Regions from separate parts of the Homo sapiens genome. Here region 2 is linked to region 1. Evidence: chromatin loops called from intact Hi-C (ENCODE). Cell type or tissue: PC-3. All regions are shown on one strand. Each heading gives the region's core, and the rest is flanking DNA. Links, peaks and the distances in the headings are about the cores only. Region 1 has its middle 130 kb from the start of NLRP1. Region 2 overlaps LOC339166 (a long non-coding RNA gene).

Region 1 (11,583 bases), core at 1,401-9,400:
AGAGGGATGAAATTTAGGATAAAGTGCTATGGGAGGGAAGAAGAGGAGACTTAATCCAGTTTGGGGTTGTGGAGCCAATTTCAAGGTGAGGCTTGAACAATGGGCAGGAATTATGCAGCTAGAGGAGCCAGAGGTGGGTGGGAAGGGAAGGTGTGTTTCAGGCAGAGGCGCCAAATGTGGCACAGAGATGAGAATAGCACAGTGAAGTTGAGGAACTGTTGAAGTCGAATTGGAACCCAGAGTTCAAAGAGAAGAGTGGAGACAGATGAGCAGGAGGAGGGTTGGCAGGAAAGGCCTTGTAAGCTCAAGGGTTTGACTCTACTTCTAAGAGCCAACTATTGTATATGAGAGGGAGGGCTCACATCTCCATTTTAGTTGACTTGGCTGCTTTGTTATAGTCCCTTTGCATTGCTATAAAGGAATACCTGAGAATGGGTAATTTATAAAGAAATGGTGAAGCCCCACTAAAAATACAAAAAATTAGCCAGATGGGGTGGTGGGCACCTGTAATCCCAGCTACTCGGGAGGCTGAGGCAGGAGAATCGCTTGAACCCAGGAGTCAAAGTTTGCTGTGAGCTGAGATCATGCCATTGCACTTCAGCCTGGGCAACAAGAGCAAAACTCCGTCTTAAAGAAAATTATAAAGAGAAGAGGTTTATTCGGCTCACAGGTCTGCAGGTTGTACACTCATAGTGCTGGGAAATGCTCCTGGTGAGGGCCTCAGGAAGTTTACAGTCATGGTGGAAGGCGAAGGGGAGCCAGTGTGTTACATGGTGATAGAGGGAGCAAGAGAGAGGGAGGAGGTGTTGGGCTCTTTTCAACAACCAGATCTAATGTGAATTCATAGAGAGAGAAGTCACTCATAACTGCAAGAACAGCACAAAACCATTCATGAGGGATCTGCCCCCATGATCCGAACACCCACTATGCCCACCTCCAACACTTGAGGTCACATTTCAACATGAGATGTGGAGAGGACACAACATTCCAATGATATCAGCTGCTTTAGAAAAGAGAAGGCTGGAGACGGGGCAGGGAGAACAATGGGCAGATATTGTGCAGTTCTAGAAAGAGGGGATAGTGTCCTGGTCTAGGGCAGGATAGAGAGGAAGAAGTGGATGGAGAGTAGGGTTTTTAGTAACACTTCCCACCCCAGGAGTAACAGCATGTTAAATACAATGGGTCTGAGTCCTAATAGGTGCTACCTTTCTTTACCAACAGAAAGTGACATTTCTCTGTGGCAAAGTCAATGTTATTGTTCATCACACATTGAGTTCTAACCAGAGGAATATGGGCAGAACTGATGTAAGTCTTTTCCAGGATTGAGCTAAAAACATTCCACTCAACCCTCCAGGCTTCCTGAATGGTGGTTTTCTAAGACAGCTGGAGCTTGAATCCCTGAATCCCTACTTGGAGGAGCGACCCCAGGACAATGTCTTATCTTGTTTCAAGTCGTGATAGGAACAAGAAACCACCGTGTGTTAGTTAAATCACTGAAATTTTGAGGTTGGTAATTATAGAAACTGGCATTTCTTACCAGGCCTACCACAAACCAGTTGGGCTCATATTTTTCTTAGTTCTTTCACGGCATTTTGGTGGTTTCTAACTCTCTGTTCATCCAGAGAAGAGGAATTGTTCAGTGTGGAGAAGGAAGGAAAGGCAGTCATACAGAAACAGAGATATATCTACACACGGATACATGGGGCCCCTCAACCAAGATACCCATACAGGCCCAGAAAATCACTCAGTAATAATGATAAAACAATAAAACCGAAATTCCTTGAATGTCATGGTCTGTGCTAATAGTTAATTAAATCCCACAACAACCCTACGAAGTAGATACTATTATCATTCTCTCTCTCTCTTTTTAATTTTTGAGACAGGACCTTGCTCTGTTGCTCAGGCTGTAGTGCAGTGGTGCAATCACAGCTCACTGCAGCCTTGATCTCCTGGGATCAAGTGATCCTCCCACCTCCGCCTCCTAAGTAGCTGGGACTATTGATGCATGCCATCATGCCTGGCTATTTTTTAAATTTTATTTTTGTAGAGATGACGCCTCTCTATGTTGCCAGGGCTTGCTTCTCTCTCTCTCTCTCTCTCTCTCTCTCTCTCTCTCTCTCTCTCTCTCTCTCTCTTTAACAGATGGGAAAACTGAGTTCAAGAGGGGATGAGTAACTTTCCCAAGGCCACATAGGATTTAGACCCAGGCATCCCGACTCAGGAGTCTGTCCTTTTAGCCACAACTCACAGACAAGGGCACGGTGACAGAGGTCTGGGGATGGACACACATACACACAAACACACACACACGACAGAGACAGAGAGTATCTGGATTGTCCTTGTCCTCAGCATGAACACCATTCCGCTTTCAGGAGAGAGATGGCCAGATTGCAGTGGTGACAAGAACAGAGCATTGCCGTTACTGAAGACTTACTTTAATGAAATTCTCAGCTGGCTCAGGACATTTTGTTTCTCTCTAGATAACTTCCTGATGCTATCACTTTTGCATACCCTGTTTATTTCACCTGCTCCGTCTCTCCCTGGCCCAAAAGGGAGGCTCTGTTGGTTTGTTTGATGTTCCTTAGATACAAATGATCCTTCCCTGAATAACAAATAGGATGCACCCTTCAGAGGGATTTATGATTCACCTCTTGTTCCTCTAGTTTCTAAATGAGATACTTCCCCAGAAGGTGCTTTTTCCCAGTTAACACCTGAAACTTTGTCCCAGCAGATGGGTTGTCTGCTGAGCACACGGGCTTAGTTTTTCAGATCCTGGGCTTGATGTGTCACCCAGACTCTGGCCTCTGAAACCTTAGGCTGCCCAGAGTGGAGAAGTTGTCAGCAATGAGAACCCCTGCCTCGGCATATTTGTGGGTGTGAGGAGTAGTTCCTGTGGGAAGTTCCTGGGATAACAGTTTCTAGGTTGGGCTGGTCTCTTCATCCATCAGTTCTAGTCGCTATTGCTGCAAAACTGAGGGGTGTCATGCAGCCATTTTTATTACATTTACAGATTCTGTAGGTTAGGAATTTGGACAGGACCCAGTGGGGATGGTGTGTCTCTGCCCCATAGTGTCTGGGGCCTCTGCTGGAAAGATTTGAAGGCAGGTGTTGGCGGCGGGGGGAGTCACTTGATAGCTTTGGGCTGGAGTCATCTGGAGATGTCTTCACTTATATCTGGAGGTTGATATGATATATAACATCTGAAGCTGACCATCAGACAGAGCCAGATGGACGGAGCGCCTCTACTTGGCTTCCCCATGTGATCGCTCTGCGTGCGCTAGTTTGGGATGGTATACAGCATAGCCATGGGGTTTTAAGAGGAAGCATCCCAGCCGGGGGCGGTGGGTCACACCTGGAATCCCAGCACTTTGGGAGGCTGAGGTGGGTGGATCACCTGAGGTCAGGAGCTGGAGACCAGCTTGGCCAACGTTGTGAAACTCCGTCTCTACTAAAAATACAAAACGTAGCCGGGCATGATGGCACTCGCCTGTAATCCCAGCTACTTGGGAGGCTGAGGCAGGAGAATCACTTGAGCCCAGGAGGTGGAGGTTGCAGTGAGCCGAGATGGCGCCGTTGTACTCCAGCCTGGGCAACAAGAGCGAAACTTCGTCTCAAAAAACAAAACAAAACAAAAAAAATTGCGACATAGCACTGGAGGTTACATAATGTTACTTCTGCCATGCTGTTTTGGCTGAGACAGCCACAAAGTATTTCTAGGTTTAAGGGAAGAGGATACTGATCTCACCACTCAATGGGGAAGTGGCAAGGTTAGAAGAGGACGTGGGAAAAGCCTCTTTGCAGCCACCTTGGAGAATGTAACTGATATACCATTTCACATGTGAATCCCTTCCTTGTAGCCCACTGCATGCCCTTGCAGCTTCCGCTCTCCTATACTCCTATCATGGGGAGTTCACTACTTGTTCCAGTTAATTTTCTTTGAGTGTAAGCAACAGAAGCCCACTCTGGCTAACTTAAGCAACGCAGGATGTACTGACACAAGGTGGGGGGTGTTGAAGGATGGAAGGGAAGGCTGAAGATCCAGGCTTGGCATGAAAAACGACCAGGGCAGTGCAAGAAGAAGTCTTGTTCAGTCACGCCTGGGGGATAAATTCCAAACCATATTTGAAACTTTTAGTCATTCTGTTCAAAATTTAAATCACGAGGCGAGAAGATCTGAATGGCCCTGTGCTACGAACTTTACCACTTACTACTTACTTGACTCTGGGAAGGTTGTTTCACTGCTTTGTGACTCAGTTTCCTCATCTGTAAAATGGGGACACTCATAGCAGCTACTTCATAGTTTATGTGAGACTTAAATAAGATGGTGGTTACAAAGTGGTTAGCCCAAAGTCTAGCACATGGTAAATCTTCAATTAATATTAGCTAACAACTGCAACAATAACAACAACTGCTACTGTTACTGCAATGACTATTTTTACTATTATTATTTTTGAGATGGTGTCTCACTCTGTTGCCCAGGCTGGAGTGCAGTGGCATAATCTTGGCTCACTGCAACCTCCGTCTCCTGGGTTCAAGCAATTCTCCTGCCTCGGCCTCCTGAGTAGCTGGGACTACAGGTGCATGCCACTATGCCTGGCTAATTTTGTATTTTTAGTGGAGAAGGAGTTTCACCATGTTGGTCAGGCTAGTCTCGAACTCCTGACTTCAGGTGATCCACCCGTCTCGGCCTCCCAAAGGGATGGGATTACAGGCATGAGCCACTGTGCCCAAGCCAGACTATTACTATTTTGGTTGGCTTGCTTCTGTGCGTAGTACAGGGTCAGGCACACAGTAGGTGCTTAGTTTTAGTGCTGAATGCATGAACAAATAAATGAATGGCTTCTGCTCTAATACATAGCAATCAAGTTCTTTGAAGTCATCTTTAGACATTTCTTTCTTTTTTTTTTTTTTTTTTGAGATGGAGTTGCCCAGGCTGCAGTGCAGTGGTGTGATCTCGGCTCACCACAACCACCGCCTCCCGGATCCAAGTGATTCTCCTGCCTCAGCCTCCTGAGTAGCTGAGATTATGGGCATGTGTCACCATGCCCGACTAATTGTTTTGTATTTTTAGTAGAGACGGGGTTTCTCCATGTTGGTCAGGCTGGTCTTGAACTTCCAACCTCAGGTGACCCACCCGCCTTGGCCCCCCAAAGTGCTGGGATTACAGGTGTGAGCCACCGCACCCGGCCTAGACATTTCTTATAATTAGATCAAAACAAGAAAAATCAACATATAAGAATCTCAGTGCATTTAAATATTAGACCCACCCTCCTGAGTGACTGTTTTCTCTTTCTCTTCCTTCCTTCCTTCCTTCTTTCCTTCTTTCTTTCTTTCTTCTTTCTTTCTCTTTCTTTCTTTCTTTCTTTCTTTCTTTCTTTCTTTCTTTCTCTTTCTTCCTTCCTTCCTTCCTTCCTTCCTTCCTTCCTTCCTTCTTTCCTCCTTCCTTCCTTCCTTCCTTCCTTTTTGAAAGAGTTTTGCTCTTGTTGCACAGGCTGGAGTCCAATGGTTTGATCTCAGCTCACTGCAACCTCTGCCTCCTGGGTTCAAGCGATTCTCCTCCCTCAGCCTCTGGAGCAGCTGTGATTACAGGCGCCCGCCACCATGCCCGGCTAATTTTGTACTTTTGGTAAAGTACAAAATGTTGGCCAGGCTGGTCTCGAACTCCTAACCTCATGTGATCCACCCACCTCGGCCTCCCAAAGTGCTGGGATTACAGGTGTGAGCCACCGCACCTGGCCCTTGGTGATTGTGTTCTGTGTCTGTAGTCCTTCTTCTGAAAAATAATCCCTGGTGTTGCTCTTTGCCCGAGTCCTTCAGAAATGCTGCAAACAGTAAACAAGCAACTCCACTCCAAGGAGGTGAATCATCTGCTGACGGGATTGCATTCCACATCAATTCTCGTGTCATATTTGATTAATTTTGTATCTAGCTTCATTACATCTCATCCCTCATTTCAAAGGTGTCCTTCATAGGGGACACTGGAGGAAGCAGAGAGGGGAGACCGGGCAATGGACATCCTGCTGCGAAGAGTTCATGGATGCCCCAAACAGTAGCAACTGAGATTTAACCCTCTCAGAGTCCCACCTCTGCCCATGAGATGAGCTCTCTGCTGTTACTGCAGCGTTTCCCAAGCTTGAGTCACGGTGACCCAGCCACCATGAGACAGCCACTTTACACACCATTAATCAGCAGAATGGCTGGCAAATGCTAACCCACTTAGCAGTGATATCCTAGCAGGTGACAGCTACCGGAGCTGACAGCATCTGGCTGGAGGGCACACATCTCCAGGCAGGCCGTCTGGAGCTCTCTGAGTTCTATGTGGGTTACTGTGAAGCTGAAGGTGAGACTTCCAGCTTCCTGGCCAAGAGTTGCTTAAATGGGTCAGGGCAGGATTTAACTCTGGCACATCTGAGTTCTGGGCCCTTATTCACCAGGGCTGATGACATCTCCTTCCCATTCTTCCCCTTCTACCCACGTCCTACCACATCTTGGAACTCTGAGGATTCATCTAACATTTATTGAATTCAATTCAATAATTTGTTGAGTGGTGTAGCGGAAACCTCTGCTGTTTACGTTATGTCTGTCCTTTTGGCCCACTTCTAATTTCAGGTGAAGCTGTGTGCATGTGTGACTGTAGCTGTGGCTATGCATGGAGGCTGAGCCTGGATCCTGCCCTCAGACCATGCTGTAGTCATGGTCACAGACTGAGCCCTCATTTTGGTCACAGGCTGAGCTCTGATCATGGTCACGGACTGAGCCTTCCTCCTGGTCACAGAGAGAGCCTTGATTCTGGTCATAGACTGAGCTCTACAGACTAAGCTCTGATCATAAGAGAACACAGTGAGAAAGAGATTGAGGATGGCTCAGTTCAGGCCACCCTCACTTCTGCAGTCGCAGGCGGGAGCCGTGCCCTCTCAGTGGGATATGAGGAGTGGGGGAATCAGAGTAAAGGCATCCTGCATCTGAACAAAGACAGTGCCAATTATGGCAGCTTGCATTCTCAGGTTCTTAACTTGGAAAAAGCCGCTGTGGTTTCAGGCACAGCCTAATGAGGTTTTCAGAGCTGTGTCTTATTTCCTTTAGTGCATAGAGGTTATTGTGTTTTGCAGGAAAATTAACTAGCAATTAAATTTCTGAAAAAGTGTTTGAAACTCCTACAAGCAGTGCCTCATTGTTTTGCAAGATTGGGTACACAATGTAATAATTCCATCTGCAAATTAATTTTCTCTCACTCACGGCTTCTGATGTAACTGCAATGTCATCCATTTAGTCATTCATTCATCCTTTGATTCAGTGCACATTTACTACGTACCTCATGTTGAACCTGGCACTGTGGGGAGGGCAGAGGTGGGTCTCTGCTTCCCAGGCAGCTCCCTGTCTAGAAGGAAGACAAGATTTTCTCAGAAATAATGGTCAGAGGAGGCAGACTATGATCATTCCATTAGAAGGAGATTTATAGTGATTTGGACTTCCAGATTTAGGAGGAGGGGGAGGTAACTCCTGACTTTGTCTCAGTGAAGAAAGAATAGAAAGAAAGCTGAAAGTAGCCAGGCGCAGTGGCTCACGCCTGTAATCCCAGCACTTTGGGAGGCCGAGGCAGGTGGATCATGAGGTCAAGAGATCGAGACCATCCTGGCCAACAGGGTGAAACCTGGTCTCTACTAAAAACACAAAAATTAGCTGGGCATGGTGGCACGCGCCTGTAGTCCCAGCTACTTGGGAGGCTGAGGCAGGAGAATTGTTTGAACCTGGGAGGCAGAGACTGCAGTGAGCTGAGATCGCACCACTGCACTCCAGCCTGATGACAGAGAGAGACAGAGGAAAAAAAAAAAGAAAGCTGAAAGTTGTAGTAACTAACATTGATTAGGCACCTGCAATATGTCAGACTCTGTGGCAGGTGTTTTGCATCTGGGATCTCATTCAATCCTTAGGCCAGTCCTATGAGATGGTGTTATCACCCCCATTTACAGATCAGGAAACTGAGGCTCAGACAGGTTGGATGACTTGCTTAAGATCACATACCCAGCAAGTGTTGGAGTCTGTTTTGGAACTTGCAACTGTCTGATTAAAACATTTCCCACTAAACATGCTAAATTCTTTAAGGATGACTTCTTTGCCAAGTGGTTTGTAGCCTTCCTGCTTCCCATCAGCACAAATGAAGGAGTTGGAGAAGGTCTAGAGGGGAGCTCTGCCAAGGCCAGAATGACATCAAATGTGCTCTGAAGAAGTAAGCGGCTGGGACTGCAGGAGAGATGGCTACGTGGTCACTTACTGAATATCTACTGTGTGTCTACGTAGTGCTTTCCATACGTTTTCTCATTTCATCCTCACATACACTCTTCAGGGTAGGCATTATTAGCTGCATCATTTTTGTTGTTGTTAAGGAAATGAAGACTTAGAGAAGCTAAATGATCTGTTCACAGTCACACAACTGGTAAATGATGGAGCTGTGATTCATGCTCAGGTCTGTCTGACTCTGAAGTCTGACTCCTTTTCTTTTCTTTACCTATTCTTTTTCTTTTCTTTTCCTTTTCTTCTTTTCTTTCGTTTTCTCTTTTTTTTTTTTTTTTGAGATGGAGTTTTGCTCTTGTTGCCCAGGCTGGAGTGCAATGGTGTGGTCTTGGCTCACTGCAACCTCTGCCTCCCTGGTTCAAGCAATTCTCCTGCCTCAGCCTCCCAAGTAGCTGGGGTTACAGGCATATGCCACCATGCCTGGCTAATTTTTGTATTTTTAGTAGAGATGGGGTTTCACCATGTTGGCCAGGCTGGTCTCGAACTCCTGACCTCAGGTGATCCACCTGCCTTGTCTTCCCAAAGTGCTGGGATTACAGGTGTGAGCCACTGCGCTTGGGTCTGACACTTTTCTTTTTTTTTTTTTTTTAATTTTTATTTTTTTTATTGATCATTCTTGGGTGTTTCTCGCAGAGGGGGATTTGGCAGGGTCACGGGACAATAGTGGAGGGAAGGTCGGCAGATAAACAAGTGAACAAAGGTCTCTGGTTTTCCTAGGCAGAGGACCCTGCGGCCTTCCGCAGTGTTTGTGTCCCTGGGTACTTGAGATTAGGGAGTGGCGATGACTCTTAACGAGCATGCTGCCTTCAAGCATCTGTTTAACAAAGCACATCTTGCACCGCCCTTAATCCATTTAACCCTGAGTGGACACAGCACATGTTTGAGAGAGCACAGGGTTGGGGGTAAGGTCATAGATCAACAGGATCCCAAGGCAGAAGAATTTTTCTTACTACAGAACAAAATGAAAAGTCTCCCATGTCTACTTCTTTCTACACAGACACAGCAACCATCCGATTTCTCAATCTTTTCCCCACCTTTCCCCCCTTTCTATTCCACAAAACCGCCATTGTCATCCCGGCCCATTCTCAATGAGCTGTTGGGCACACCTCCCAGACGGGGTGGTGGCCGGGCGGAGACGCTCCTCACTTCTCAGACGGGGTCGCGGCCGGGCAAAGGGGCTCCTCACGTCCCAGACGATGGGCGGCCAGGCGGAGACGCTCCTCACCTCCCAGACGGGGTGGCGGCCGGGCAGAGGCTGCAATCTCGGCACTTTGGGAGGCCAAGGCAGGCTGCTGGGAGGTGGAGGTTGTAGCGAGCCGAGATCACGCCACTGCACTCCAGCCTGGGCGCCATTGAGCACTGAGTGAACCAGACTCCGTCTGCAATCCCGGCACCTCGGGAGGCCGAGGCTGGCGGATCACTCGCGGTTAGGAACTGGAGACCGGCCCGGCCAACACAGCGAAACCCCGTCTCCACCAAAAAAATACGAAAACCAGTCAGGTGTGGCGGCGCACGCCTGCAATCGCAGGCACTCGGCAGGGTGAGGCAGGAGAATCAGGCAGGGAGGTTGCAGTGAGCCGAGATGGCAGCAGCACAGTCCAGCTTCGGCTCGGCATGAGAGGGAGACCGTGGAAAGAGAGGGAGAGGGAGAGGGAGAGGGAGAGGGAGAGGGAGAGGGGAGAGGGGAGAAGGGAGAGGGGAGAGGGGAGAGGGGAGAGGGGAGAGGGGAGAGGGGAGAGGGGAGAGGGAGAGCGGCCCTGACACTTTTCATCTTACTTAGCTGCTTCTTCTGTGGTGTGGTGTATTCCCAGGCTTGGGGCATGGTGGACCGTTACACGGTGCACATTGTAGGTTGTTCCTAGGAGTTTCTGAGATTAGGCATCAGGAAGAAGGGATGACTTGTCCTGAGGCTCAAGCCCTAATTCTAGCTCCTGTCCCCAGCTGGATCCTTTGCCAGAGCCAATCATCTCATCCACCACTTCTTAAGAGGCCTCATCTATCCTATGGCAATTACTAACACCTGGTTGTAGATGACATGCTAATCCTACCCGGGCCCTTCCCCTGAGCTGCAGACCTTTACCTGTTCACCTTCCGGACAGCTCTTTCCAGATGACCCTGGGAATGTGAACCCAGCACAGCCAGATGAAATCATCACCTTCTCCTGCCTGCCCTTCCTAATGGTCCCCATTTGAGTGAATGGCACCCTCTGAAAGCCTTTCTTTTCAAATCCTTTCCTCTCTCAAGCATATAAATAACAACTTGGTGACTGCATCCTGTCTTTCCTTCTGATGGTTCCCTTGCTCCACCCCCACACCACTGCCTTGGTTCAGGCCTCGTGCCTCCTCCCAGATGGTTACCTGCCTTTAGTGTTGCTCTGCCCAGCTCCATACTATAGCTGGAGTGGTGGTTGCAGAGGACACAGGCTCTGAACCTGTGATGTGCTGTCACCCATGGCAAGTCCCTTAACCTTTCTGTGTCTCCTCCTCCCTGTAAGTGAAATGAAGATAACAGAACCTTCCTGGTAGGGTTTGTGTGAATTATATGATGTGATATAGCATGTGGATAAAGCATGTGGAAATGGATTTGGTTCATAATAGACACTCAATAACTATTAGCCAATGCAAGCAGACCAGAACAGATGATGCCTATTCTGCTCAAAGTCTTCTGGTGGCTCCCCATTGCCTCTGGAATTGAATCCAGGCTCCTTATAGGCCTTTGAATTTGGCTCCGACCATCTCTCTAGCATCATATCCTGATATCCTGGAGCTTATCCCTTACCCCATCTCTACCTCTTGTCTTACCCCAATATTTTTTCTACTTTATTTTTGTGTGTATTTATGGTGTATGACATGATGTTTTGAAATATCTATAAATTGCGGCATTTCCCTACTTTTATTTCCATCCATATGGATAGAAACTTGGGTTTCCAGGATGCAGCACAAGGAGCGGGGATCCAATGTCTTAGTTCAATCTGCTATAACAGAATACTATAGACTGGGTGGCTTGAACAATAGGAATTTATTTCTTATAGGTTTGAAGTCTGTAAGGCTGAGACCAGGGTGCCAGCATGGTTGGGTTCTGATGAGGGCCCTCTTCCTGGTTTACATGTGGCTGAGTTCTCATGGTGTCCTCACATGGTAGATAGAGAGCACAGAGAGGAAGCAAGCCCTCTTACATCTCTCCTTATGTGGGCACTAATCCCATCATGGGGGCTCTACCCTCAACACCTAAACACTTCCCAAAGGACCCATCCCCAAATATCATCACATTGGTTTCAACATATGAATTTTG
Region 2 (11,583 bases), core at 2,172-10,171, 68 kb after region 1:
ACTGGCCACATTGGCCCTGACCTTTTACTTACCACCTTCTTCCCGTAGGAATTCTTGCTCTTGGAGTGTGTGCCGTCCGAGAGTCTCCACACTGAAATGTTCTTTAATCCAGGGCCTCTTTGACATTGTTCTGCACAGGTTCTACTATGGGAATGCAGGAGGTTCATCTTTAGGATCTGTTTGCCTTCATCAACATGACTTATAACCCTCGTGCTTCCTCCACAGATGGCACAGCCACCTTTTGCTGTTTCTTAATCCAGAGCTTTCATTTAAAGATGATAAAAGAAAACATCTGCCGGGCACGGTGGCTCACACCTGTAATCTCAGCACTTTGGGAGGCCAAGGTGGGTGGATCACCTGAGGTCAGGAGTTCGAGGCCAGCCTGGCCAACATGGTGAAACCCCAGCTCTACTAAAAATACAAAAGATTAGCTGGGCGTGGTGGCAGGTGCCTGTAATCCCAGCTACTTGGGAGGCCGAGGCAGGGGAATTGCTTGAACCTGGGAGGCGGAGGTTATAGTGAGCCGAGTTCATGCCGTTGCACTCCAGCCTGGGCAACAAGGGTGAGACTCTATCACAAAAAAAAAAAAAAAAAAAAAACTTGGGCAGTAAAAGAGCTCATGAAGCACCATGGCCAGCCCCCCAGAGAGGGGAACACTGCTTTGGGAAACATTTTCTAGTGATGCTGCAAATAGCATGTGCCCTGTGACTGGCCTTCCCGTGGTGCTGTGAGTCTGTGCCTGCTCAGGCCTCCAGCATGGTGACAGGCAGTTGAAACCACCACTTTGTTTCCAAAAGCATAAAAGGATTATGCATAAACTGAGAGGTGGGTGGATAAGCAGAGACACAGAAACTCCAGAGTGTGAATGGTCTGGTTGGGGTTGAGGATGAACGTGGGGAGGTGAGGAGTAAAGAGGGACAGGGACCCACCTACTGTGTGCTGAAACCCCAGTAGGCACTTTCTAAAGTCTGTTCACTTCTCACCACAGTCTTGTGAGTTAGGAGTTTATGACAATAAAATAGTTGAGGGCCGGTTGCAGTGGCTCATGCCTGTAATCCCAGCACTTTGGGAGGCCAAGGTGGGTGGATCACCTGAGGTCAGGAGTTCGAGAGCAGCCTGGCCAATATGGTGAAACCCAGTTTCTACTAAAAAAAAAAAAAAAAATTAGCCAGGCATGGTGGCGGGTGCCTGTAATCCCAGCCACTCTGGAGGCTGAGGTGGGAGAATTGCTTGAACCTGGGAGGCGGAGGTTGCAGTGAGCCGAGATTGCATCATGGCACTCCAGCCTGGGCGACAGAGTGAGACTGTGTCTGAACAAACACACAAAAAATAGTTGAGGAAAGTGAGGCCCAAAGTGTAAACAACTAATTAGTTGGGGATGAGGATCTGAAATGTCTGGATGGCCCCATAGTCAACTGGTTCTCACTCCCATCACATTGACACAGCTTCTGCTTTGAACTTTAACCTGTGAGCCACAGGCAACCACCAAAGGGTTCTAAATAGGGGAGTGATGGGTTCAGAACTAAGTTTTAGCAAAAGCCCTCTGGCAGAAAGGTGGATGATGGATGGGAGGGAGTACTGGGGCTAGGGGGCAGAGACCAGTTCTGAGATTTACTGTAGACTCAGTAAAAGCATTGGAAGTAGGGCAGGAAATGGAGGTGGGGTGGGGAAGATGTGTTAACCATAATCGTATATTGTATAACTTGGTTCTTAAAAAACATATTGGGAGGTAAGAATTTTCCTTGCTGTTTTATAAATAAGGACACCAAAGTCATATGACCGGAAGGCTCCCAGCCTGGATCTGAACTTGAGTGCCTATGACTCAAAGGCTCCTGTAATTTCCTCTAAGCCACCTCATGAGCGCTCCCGCGTGGGCGGTGTCAGATTGGATCCAGACGTGAGGAGAAAGGCAAGGTAGAGTGGCTTTAGAGATATAGAAGTAAGCCGCGGTGGTGGAGTTCTTACCTGGAGAAAGAGAAATCAGGAGGGCGTGGGTTTGGACGCAGCAGGGTATCCAGTGGAAACACTAAGCCAGCAGCTGGAAGTGGAAGTTAGAGGCCTGAAGTCTGGAGATCGCAGATGGGCTGTGGGTTTGAGAGTCTGAAGGGTAGACCTGCTGTCTGAAGGAATGGGAGTGAAGAGGAGAGAGGAGATGTGAGAGAGAAAAAGGAGAGACGGGGAGGAAAGAAGAAAGAGAAGAGAGATGCTGATAGGGCCTCAGGGATGCTGGTGCCCAGGGGGTGGTGAAAGGGAGGAGGGGAGAGAGATACAAAGGAGACTGAGGGTGGGGTGAGGCATAGGGAAGTCAAACCAGGGAAGAGTGTGAAGAGGGAGGTGACCGCCAGTCAAATGCTGCAGAGAGGGGAAGAGGATAAGGCAGAGTGGGTGCCTGGGAATTGAGCCTCGGTGGTTGGGGGTCAGGGGTGGGGTTGGAAAGCTAGTGAGGAAGGTGGACCACAGTACTGTGTAGATGCCTGGACGGGGGCTGCCTGGGATCCTCCTCTGAGGGTCTTGCCTGGGGACTCAAACCAGGATTCTATAGACAACGTCTTCACGTGGCAAGTTATTTTTGCTGTGAACCCACGTGGTCGCGCCTGGTAATTATAGGGTAAAAGGAATTAAGCAAGACATAATTTCTCCCCATCAAACCTGACTGTTTTACGTCTCCACCTCGCACCGGCAGGCAGGCTTTCTCCCTTCACAGGTGCCACTTTGATTTCAGTCACGTTGGAAAGGAATTTGAAACATCTTCAAAGTGATTAAAGAGAGGAAGTCATTGCAAATGTGGGCTAAATGTAATAATCACATAAACTGTTTATGGCCATGGAGCTTTCAGGAGGGAAGGCCTTGTGGTAGCTGACAGTCGGGGTGGGGCTGGGGCTGGTGAGAACAGTGGTGGCAGAGGTGGCGACGGCACTGCAGGTACAGGTGGAGGATGGCTCAGGTGCAGGTGGAGGATGGCTCAGGTGCAGATGCAGGTGCAGGTGGAGGATGGCTCAGGTGCAGATGCAGGTGCAGGTGGAGGATGGCTCAGGTGCAGATGCAGGTACAGGTGGAGGATGGCTCAGGTGCAGGTGGAGGATGGCTCAGGTGCAGATGCAGGTGCAGGTGGAGGATGGCTCAGGTGCAGATGCAGGTACAGGTGGAGGATGGCTCAGGTGCAGGTGGAGGATGGCTCAGGTGCAGTGCAGGTGCAGGCACAGATGCAAGTGGGGATGGATCTAATTGTAATATTAATTATTATTATTACAGCTACTGTTTTTTGAGCATTACTACTCCCTTAGTGCTGTCTCCTTTAACCTTCATTAGAGCCTCATGAAGTGAGCATGATGGTCCTTATAATAAGGGGAGCAAGGTCCAGAGAAGTTCAGTCATTTGTTGAAGACACACACCTAGGAAGGGGCAGGGTTTGGATGTGGAGATAGTCCCATCCCAATTCAAAACCACTCAGCCTCAGCTTCACTGTGTGGGGTCCATGGTCCACGTCTGCTCCCTATGGCATCCCAAGGGGACTCTTTCATGTTCAGGGAATTTGACCTTTGAGTCTAGACCTGGGACTGAGTGGGTGAAACCCTGGCTAATAATTCACCAAAGACTCCAAGACATAAGGGTACTCCTGTGACTCCCTCCCTCCATGCAGGCAAGGTCTTGCTCTGTTGCCAGGCTGGAGTGCAGTGGTGCAATCTCGGCTCACTACAACCTCCACCTCCTGGGTTCAAGCAATCCTCCTGCCTCAGTCCCCCGAGTAGCTGGGATTACAGGCGTGCACCACCATGCCCAGCTAATTTTTGTATTTTTAGTAGAGATGGGGTTTCACCATGTTGACCAGGCTGGTCTTGAACTCCTGACCTCAGGTGATCTGCCTGCCTCAGCCTCCCAAAATGCTGAGATTACAGGCGTGAGCCACTGTGCCTGGCCTCAGATGCCTTTATAAAGCAACTTTAGTTTTGCCTCTTTAAACTCACTTTGTAGGACTTGTTTTCCCCTGATCCTAATGAGATCTCCAGAAGGCCCTGCACTTCTCTGACCACATTTAGATCATAAAATGTTATCTGGTTGCCTCAGCCCCTTGGACAGTCTCAGTTCAGTAATTAGTATGTCTAATCTGGGGCAATACCCAAGGCTCCAAACTTCATTTAAAGCTTGCAATCAGGAAAGGGAGTTGGGGGAGATTTTTCTCTCTTTACTCCCTGCAATAGGTTCCTATTGAAGCTGCATCAAATTATCATGAACTTAGAGGCTTAAACAACACAGATTTACTGTCTTATAATTCTTGATTTATTATCTTGTGGTTCAAAAGTCCAAAATGGGTTGTCAGGACAGTATTCCTGTGGAGGGTTCTAGGGGAGAATCTACTTCTTTGCCTTTTCCAGGTCTCAGTGGCTGCCTGCATTCCTTGGCTTGTGGTCCCGCATTGGTCTGACACCACTTCCAGTTTCGTACCTCCTTTCCAGTGCATGCTTTCTTGACAACGAATCCCCTAATTTTGTATTATTTGCAAAATTGTGGATAGGCTGAGAATCTCCCAATTCCTTTTTCTTGACAGTTCTCTCCTCGATTTACCTCTTTCCTCTCATGTTTTACTATAAGCAGCATGAAGAAAACAGGCTGCACCTTCAACACTTTGCTTGGAAATCTCCTCAACTAAACATTCAAGTTCATCATGTATAAGTTTTGCTTTCCACATGACTGTAGGACACAGTTCAGCTAAGCTTTCTGCTTCTATGTAACAAAGGTCCACTTTCGTCCAGTTTCTAATAACACGCTCCTCATTTCCTTCTGAGCCCTCATTAGAAGCATCTTTAAACTTCTATTTCTGCCAATGGGCTGTTCACAATGATTTGGGTGTTTAGTAAAATGCTACATGTTTTATTATTGTGCTCCTTATTTCCTTCTGGTCATTCATGGTGGAGGCTTTAACATCCATCTTCCTATTGGCAGTATGTTCAAGACAATCTCTGCTTTCTCTATTGTGCCCCTCAATATTCTTTCATCCTCTGCCAACTGCCCAGTTCCAAAGCCATTTCAACATTTTTGTGTATTTGTTATAGCAGCACCTCACTTCTAGGTTCCAGAAATCTCTATCAGTCAGAGTTCAACCAGAGTAACAAGGCCAATGGGAGATAAATATTAAGAGATTTATTGCCTGAAATTGGCTTATGTGATTGTAGGGGCTGCCTAGGCAAGCCTGAAACTTGTAGGGAAGGCTTCCAGGAAGGGCAGGATGGAACTTGCAGGCGCGAGCTGATTCTGCTATCTGCAGGTGGAATTTCTTCTTCTTTAGGGAAGTCTCAGTTCTGGTCTTAAGGCTTTCAACTTATTGAATCAGGACCACTCGGATTATCTGGAATAACCTCCCTTCCTTAACATCAACTGATTATGGACTTTAATCACATCTACAAAATACCTTCACAGCAACACATGGATTCATGTTTGTTTGAATACGTGGGGATTGTAACCTAACCAACTTGACACATAAAACTGACCATCACCCTCGCCCATTCTCCTCTCCTCATCCCACTAGCTAATGAGGGATGAGTGAGGCTAGGAGGTGTGGACTAGGGTAAGGAAAGAAGAAAAGGGCAGGGATGGTTTTCATAACTGTGTGTATGGGGTGAGGGGAATCTGGCAATTATTTCCTCTGACATCAGCTGCTGTTTAGAGCCAAGCCTTTCTCTCATAGGTGCTGCTGAGAGTTTTTCAGACCCCTGGTATTATCAACCTCTGCTGGATAATGCTGCATAACAAACAGCTCCAGAACTCAGTGGCTTAAAACCAGCATTTATTCTCATGGTCATGGGTTTGCAGCTGTTTGGCTGGTTCAGACTGTTTGGCTGGTGGGTCTGCTTCAAGCTATGGGTTCAGGTGGCTGTGGCTCCAGGTTGTGGGTTTGGTTCTTGGCCCCTCTGTGTTCCCTGTAGGGCTCAGGCCCAGGTTCATCTTCTCAAGATGGATCACTGGGACACCAGAGGGCTAGCCCTGCCACATGCAAGCATATTTGCAGCCCTGCCTTGCTCACCTTTTCCCTGCTTTCAGAATACCCCTTTGGCCATAGCAAGTCACAGGCCTAGCTCAAAGTAAAGGAGCAAGGCACCTGTGAGCAGTCACCTGTGCTCACCAGGAGTCCATAGCCAAACTGTGACTATTATAAAGGAGTGAATCATCGTGACCTATGATGCCATATACTACCCTCATCCCTATTCTGGGATCTCTTTTACTTGCCCACTCTCTGTGGGCAGTTTATGACATTCTCTGTTGACTTCTGATTCCTGGGGATGCTCTTCCTCACGCAGACTGTCTTCTGGGGTCCTGATGCCCCTCCAGGCAGCCCTCTGGGTAAATTTCTTTTAAGACCACTCTGAACCATCTCACCTCTGCTCTCTACAATGCTGCCACAGGCTACTTCAGCCAACCTTCTGTCCTTTAAAATTTTCAGACACAAGTCAGACACCCATCCACTCCATCCCCCAAGCTCCACGGGAATTTGCAGCAAAACCCCTTGAAGCCCCTTTCACTAGCAACCCTCAACCTCCCCCAAGAGATTCCTGGAGTCTCCATGCCTGGCCAGGTTCCATTTGTGCAAGAAGGATCAATTGCCAAATTTGAAGTAATTGGAATTTTTTTCCCTCTAGTCACAGTCATTTTTCTCATTCCCAGTCAAGCATGTCCCCTGTGCTGCCTGCTTTTTGCCGGACCCTGCATTTGTGTTTGGAGATGAGACATTTCCTGTCAGCCCCGTTGTGCTCCACTGAGCTGGGTGCTGTGTGAGCTGTTCATTAAGACTGCCTATTATCTCGGATTCCCTTCGGTTGCTCAGAGCAATTTATTTTCTTCCTGAAGGAAAAGAACTTTGGCTCCCCCAGGCCTCAAACCCAGAGGCTTTGGACACATGGGCACCAAAAGTTTAGGGTGGAAAGTTCTGGCTGGTGGCTGGATGCACAGATGACACCCAGTCACATAGAGGATTACTTGGGACAATCACAGGGCAGATGTGAACACCGGTTACATCTGCAGGTACCAGCCAAATGAAATGAAGTGTAACTATACAGTGTTAGGGAAATTTAAAGGATTGCTATTTCTACTGGGCCAGATCGCTACTTCCCAGCATAGAAGAATAACCTCTGATGTCAAATTTAAATAGCCTGTTTTATGCTTCTGTGAATCTAAGTACGAAGCAAGAACATTTAGGCTGAGGAACCCAGTCCTGCCGGCCAGCCATCTGTGTTTCTTGACTGTTCCCCACCATCAGGCCCTCTCAGAGTGGTGGCCTGGCATGGTCCCGTTGGGTAACTGGTATCTTTTATCCACGACACGGGGAGAAGCTGGGTACCCCCTACAGGAAGGGAGGGAGCTCACGTGGCTTCCCACGCTGTTTCTGTGCTGGAAAGTTCCATGGTTCAGCAGTTCTGCTGGCCTCCATAGGGGACAGTCTACTGGTGGCCTCATCTTGCCCTAACCAGTCGACTCATCGTTCAAGTCCCCAGGGAAAATCCTGGCTGAAGCCTCCTCAAGAAAGCAGGTGTTTCTTTCTTGGTGCTGACATGGTATGAGTTCCCCTATTTGCTGTGACACTTACCACATAGTGCTGTAGTGACTCGTGTGTTTATCTGTTTCTCCTTCCAAGCTGTGAGCAACTGCAGGCCTGGCTTTGATGTATCTCTGCATCCCCTGACACACAGCTGAAGCTCAGTAAACCCTGGCTGAAGAGCCGGAGACAAGAGGAGAGGAAAGGGAAACATTGTCTTTCTCCCTCAGCATCTAAGGGGCCTAACTTGGACTTCTAAGTGAGGCTGAAATGCAGCCTTGTCCAGGTTTCAGTGGAGTTGCCAGATGGCTTGGTGTTTGTCAGTGGCTTTGAGGTGATTAATTGGACGTTGTTCTTCTCTCCCGGTGGGTGCCTGAGCCTCAGCCATCTCATCACAGCTGCACTTACCTGGTGGTAAAGCCAAGGTCCAGAAGAAGCGAGCAGCAGTTGACTGCCTCAGGCAACCCAGGCTGCTGGGTGGAATAAACTGGAGAAAAAGAACGGTCAAGTTATCCGAATGATGAGCTGACTGTTTTCAAAAATTAATTGTTTCACCTCCCTCGAGAAGTTTATTTGGAGGGGCCACCTTCCTCCACTGGGGAGCTGGGTCTCGATGCATGAGAGGCAGGATCAAACACTACAGTGTGTTTTGGGGAAAAGTCAGAAAGTAGGAGTCTCTGTATTGCTTAGTTGTGTGACCTTGAGCAATTCTTTTCCTTTTCTGGGAAATTCGGTTTCCCTCTCTGTAGAGTGGAGTGGTTAAGAGTAGTACAGGCTCCTTAGATTCCATCTTGCTACTTTCTACTGGTGAGAACTTGGGAAAATTACTTTTTCTGCAAAATGGGGCCACGATTAGAACTACTTCATTGGGTGATAGTGCATGTTAAATGAGTTAGTAGATAGAAAGTGCTCAGGACAGTGCCTCCGATGTACTGATTGCAGTGTAAATGTTTACTGTTGCTATCATCATCGTCACCACCATCATCATCATTCTCAGATTAGGTCATCAGTCCCTACCACTGTGGGTCTCTGGACTGGGGTGGTCTGTGAGGGGAGCTTTCACCAGCTAGTCAAAGTGAGACACGAATGTCCGCATCATGTACATGGAAGGTGGTCAACATTTCTTTTTGGGAAAAGTTGTTATTTTATTCTGAAACAATGTCCTTTCTACGCTTTAAGTGCTAAAATATCATTTTTAAATGAAATAATAATTATAATTTAAAAAATGTCCTATCTGGCAAAACAAGAAGCTGGTGGTACCCACCTTGGGGGTTTGAGGCATCACATGGTCCAATTTCCTCATTATTTATATGACGCTTCTTTGAGGGCAAGAGAGTTGGCCAAGGTCATGAGACAGTCTCAACCCACCAGATATCGGAGAAGTAGACCCTGGTCCTTGTTAGGTTTGTTTATGTATTTATTTGAGTCTTGGTCTGTCACCCAGGTTGGTGTGCAGTGGCATGATCATGGCTCACTGCAGCCTCCAACTCCTGAGCTCAAGGAATTTTCCCCCTTCAGCCTCTGGAGTAGCTGGGACTACAGGTGTGCACCACCATGTCCGGCTTATTACTATTATTATTACTATTATTGACTATTAGTTTATAGAGACAGGGTCTCATTATGTTGCCCAGGCTGGTGTCCAACTCCTGGGCTCAAATGATCCTCCCACCTCGGCCTCCCAAAGTGCTGAGATTACAAGTGTGAGCCACTGCACCTCGTCCCACTTGTTGGTTTGAAATGGCTGTTTCTGTGTCTGGTTTCCTTCCTCCAAAGGAAAGGAAGAAAGTGACTATGATATCCTAGTGAAATTCTCCTCAAATCAGTAGTATGATAGAAAATGTAACTAGGAGAAATTGTAGAAGTCAAGTTCAATTCCATCGAAACTTCACTGAGCACCTACGAATGCCATGTTGCATGACAACCAACTCCTATTAATGCCATGTTGTATGACAACCAACTCCAGTCCTGCCACCACAGCCTCTCTCCAACATTTACTGTACACATAGGAAGCACCAGACATGGTGATAATGCCTCACGTGGATTATCTCACTGTCTTCTGAGGAGTATGAGGTATGTATGGTTGGCCCCATTTCACAGAGGAAGAAACTGAGACTTGGAATAGTGCAGGACCTTGCCCAGGGTTTCACAGTCAGAAGTGGGACCAAGAGAAGTCTGTTTGACACCAAGGTTGGGCTTCCAGCCCCCATATCATGCTGTCATTGTGGGCACCACGCATGGCTCCGGCCGTACCCAGAGTTGGTGACTAAGTCTGAGCTCACATGTGTGATTATGTGATTCGTGTCTGTCCTCAGCAGCTGCTCCAGGGAAAATAGAGTGAGAATGCCTTTTGCTCACCCCTTATCTTCAGCACCCAGCATGGGGCCTGCCTGGCACAGATTAACTGATCACTGAATACTCGCTGATTGGATGAATGAGTGAATGAATGAATTTGTTGAGAATCACCCAGGAAAGAATTCTGCCCCCACCCTGCCTCCAAGATTCTCATTCAAGAACTTGGGAGGGAGCATATAAGTCTACCTTTTAGGCCAGGCGCGGTGCCTCACACCTGTAATCCCAGCATGTTGGGAGGCCGAGGTGGGCGGATCACCTAAGGTCAGGAGTTCGAGACCAGCCTGACCAACATGGCGAAACTCTGTCTCTACTAAAAATACAAAAATTAGCCTGGCGTGGTGGTGGGTGCCTGCAATCCCAGCTACTCGGGAGGCTGAGGCAGGAGAATCGCTTGAACCTGGGAGGCAGAGGTTGCAGTGAGCTGAGATCATGCCACTGCACTCCAGCCTGGGTGACAGAGCAACACTCCCTCCATCTCAAAAACAACAAACAAAAAAACCCAAATCTACCTTTTAAGTTCTGCTCATGCCCCAGAAACTGCCCTCTAAGACACCTGGCTGTAGGGAAATGGGTTTTTCTAAAGATCAGGCAGGGAGACCTTGGTATTTTATTCTGCAGGCAATGGGGAATCACTAAAGAGGGATTTGATGAGGGGATGGGAAGTCCTCCAGAGCTGCGCTTTACAAAAATTGCCGAATGACTTTGCTTGTCCCCTTGCCTAGTGATGCCCCCTCCCTTTTTTTTTTTTTTTCTGTCAAGACTGATTCTGAACAAGAGAGATTCAGGACAAACATCTCCGTGCTGCCGCTGTGGAGCAGTCGGTTCACTTTCAGCCTTTTGCTGCCTCTCTGACAGCAGGCGGCCCGTTAGGGGCTCCCTGACCTTCCGCAATGGATTGTTAGCGCATTTGAGCCCTTTGTAGGAGGATTTCCTCTGCCGTAATTGGACCTTCACTCTGTTGCGCTTCCTGACCACAGAGCTTGTTAGCTGTCAGGCAAGACTGTGAATTTGCACAATGGCCAGCGAGGCTCATTTTTCATAGGCTACCCTGCCACGGGAGCACCCTATGGAAGGACGCCCATAATGCAGGAATACGCCGTATTGTGGGGGAGGAGAGAAGAATTAGGGCCCAACTTGGGAATGGGGAGCATGACAAAATGAAATCTCCCCGCTGGGTTCCCATAGAACTCCGTTCAGTCAGGTGCATGTCTGCCGAGCGTCTGTGTTTAAGGCTATCGTGCTGGGTTTGCTGTCAACCCAGTTACTCCAAGGGAACAATGACAGCTTCTTCCAGTTCTCTGACTCCTTCCCAGGATTTCTTTTAGAAGGAGGTTCATTTGAGCAGTCTGTAAGCATGAGGGGAATCACTGGGCTGAATGGGAGCTAGTGACAGGGCCAGAAGTGGAACTCAGCTTGTTGCTGCCCAGCGGAGAAAACCTGTGCTTCTACAGTCCTGGCTCACTTGCAGAGGGGACATTGCGGAATCCTGCGTCTATCCTAGGCTCTTAGATCCTGAATTTTAGGAGAGGATCCTACGTGTTTTTCCCCCTGCTTCTTTGCCTGACATCACTGAAGTGACCCTAGGCTCTGCAGAGCTGCCTTGGACCCAGGGACTTAGTAAAAACTGTATTTGGGGGAATGAGAGGAAGCTTTGTGAAAAGAGAATAGAAAGGAAATACGGGGAAGACGGAGGGAAAACAGGAAGA

Evidence for each region. Hi-C counts contacts between places; a loop is a spot of excess contacts. Peaks named below come from ENCODE experiments on the same cell type or tissue, not always from the same donor. Only the 100,000 strongest peaks of a DNase experiment are listed, where the experiment ranks them.
Region 2: it touches region 1 in a loop (3-fold over the local background); 3 of 110 quality-filtered maps call a loop at or near these places.

What each region holds. Positions count from the first base shown.
Region 1 is chr17:5,711,968-5,723,550 of GRCh38, forward strand. No RefSeq gene overlaps it. Among named protein-coding and RNA genes, the nearest start is that of NLRP1, 130 kb to the left of the region's middle. RefSeq lists an enhancer at 8,243-9,163. In PC-3, for the core only: no CTCF peak of the experiment used is centred there; DNase peaks (open chromatin) are centred at 5,834 and 6,204; H3K4me3 peaks cover 474 bases; H3K27ac peaks cover 2,038 bases.
Region 2 is chr17:5,778,828-5,790,410 of GRCh38, forward strand. The region is part of intron 1 of LOC339166 (a long non-coding RNA gene); the gene reads left to right. Among named protein-coding and RNA genes, the nearest start is that of NLRP1, 200 kb to the left of the region's middle. RefSeq lists enhancers at 6,816-7,005, 7,172-7,221. In PC-3, for the core only: no CTCF peak of the experiment used is centred there; DNase peaks (open chromatin) are centred at 6,124, 6,704, 7,484 and 9,824; H3K27ac peaks cover 5,050 bases.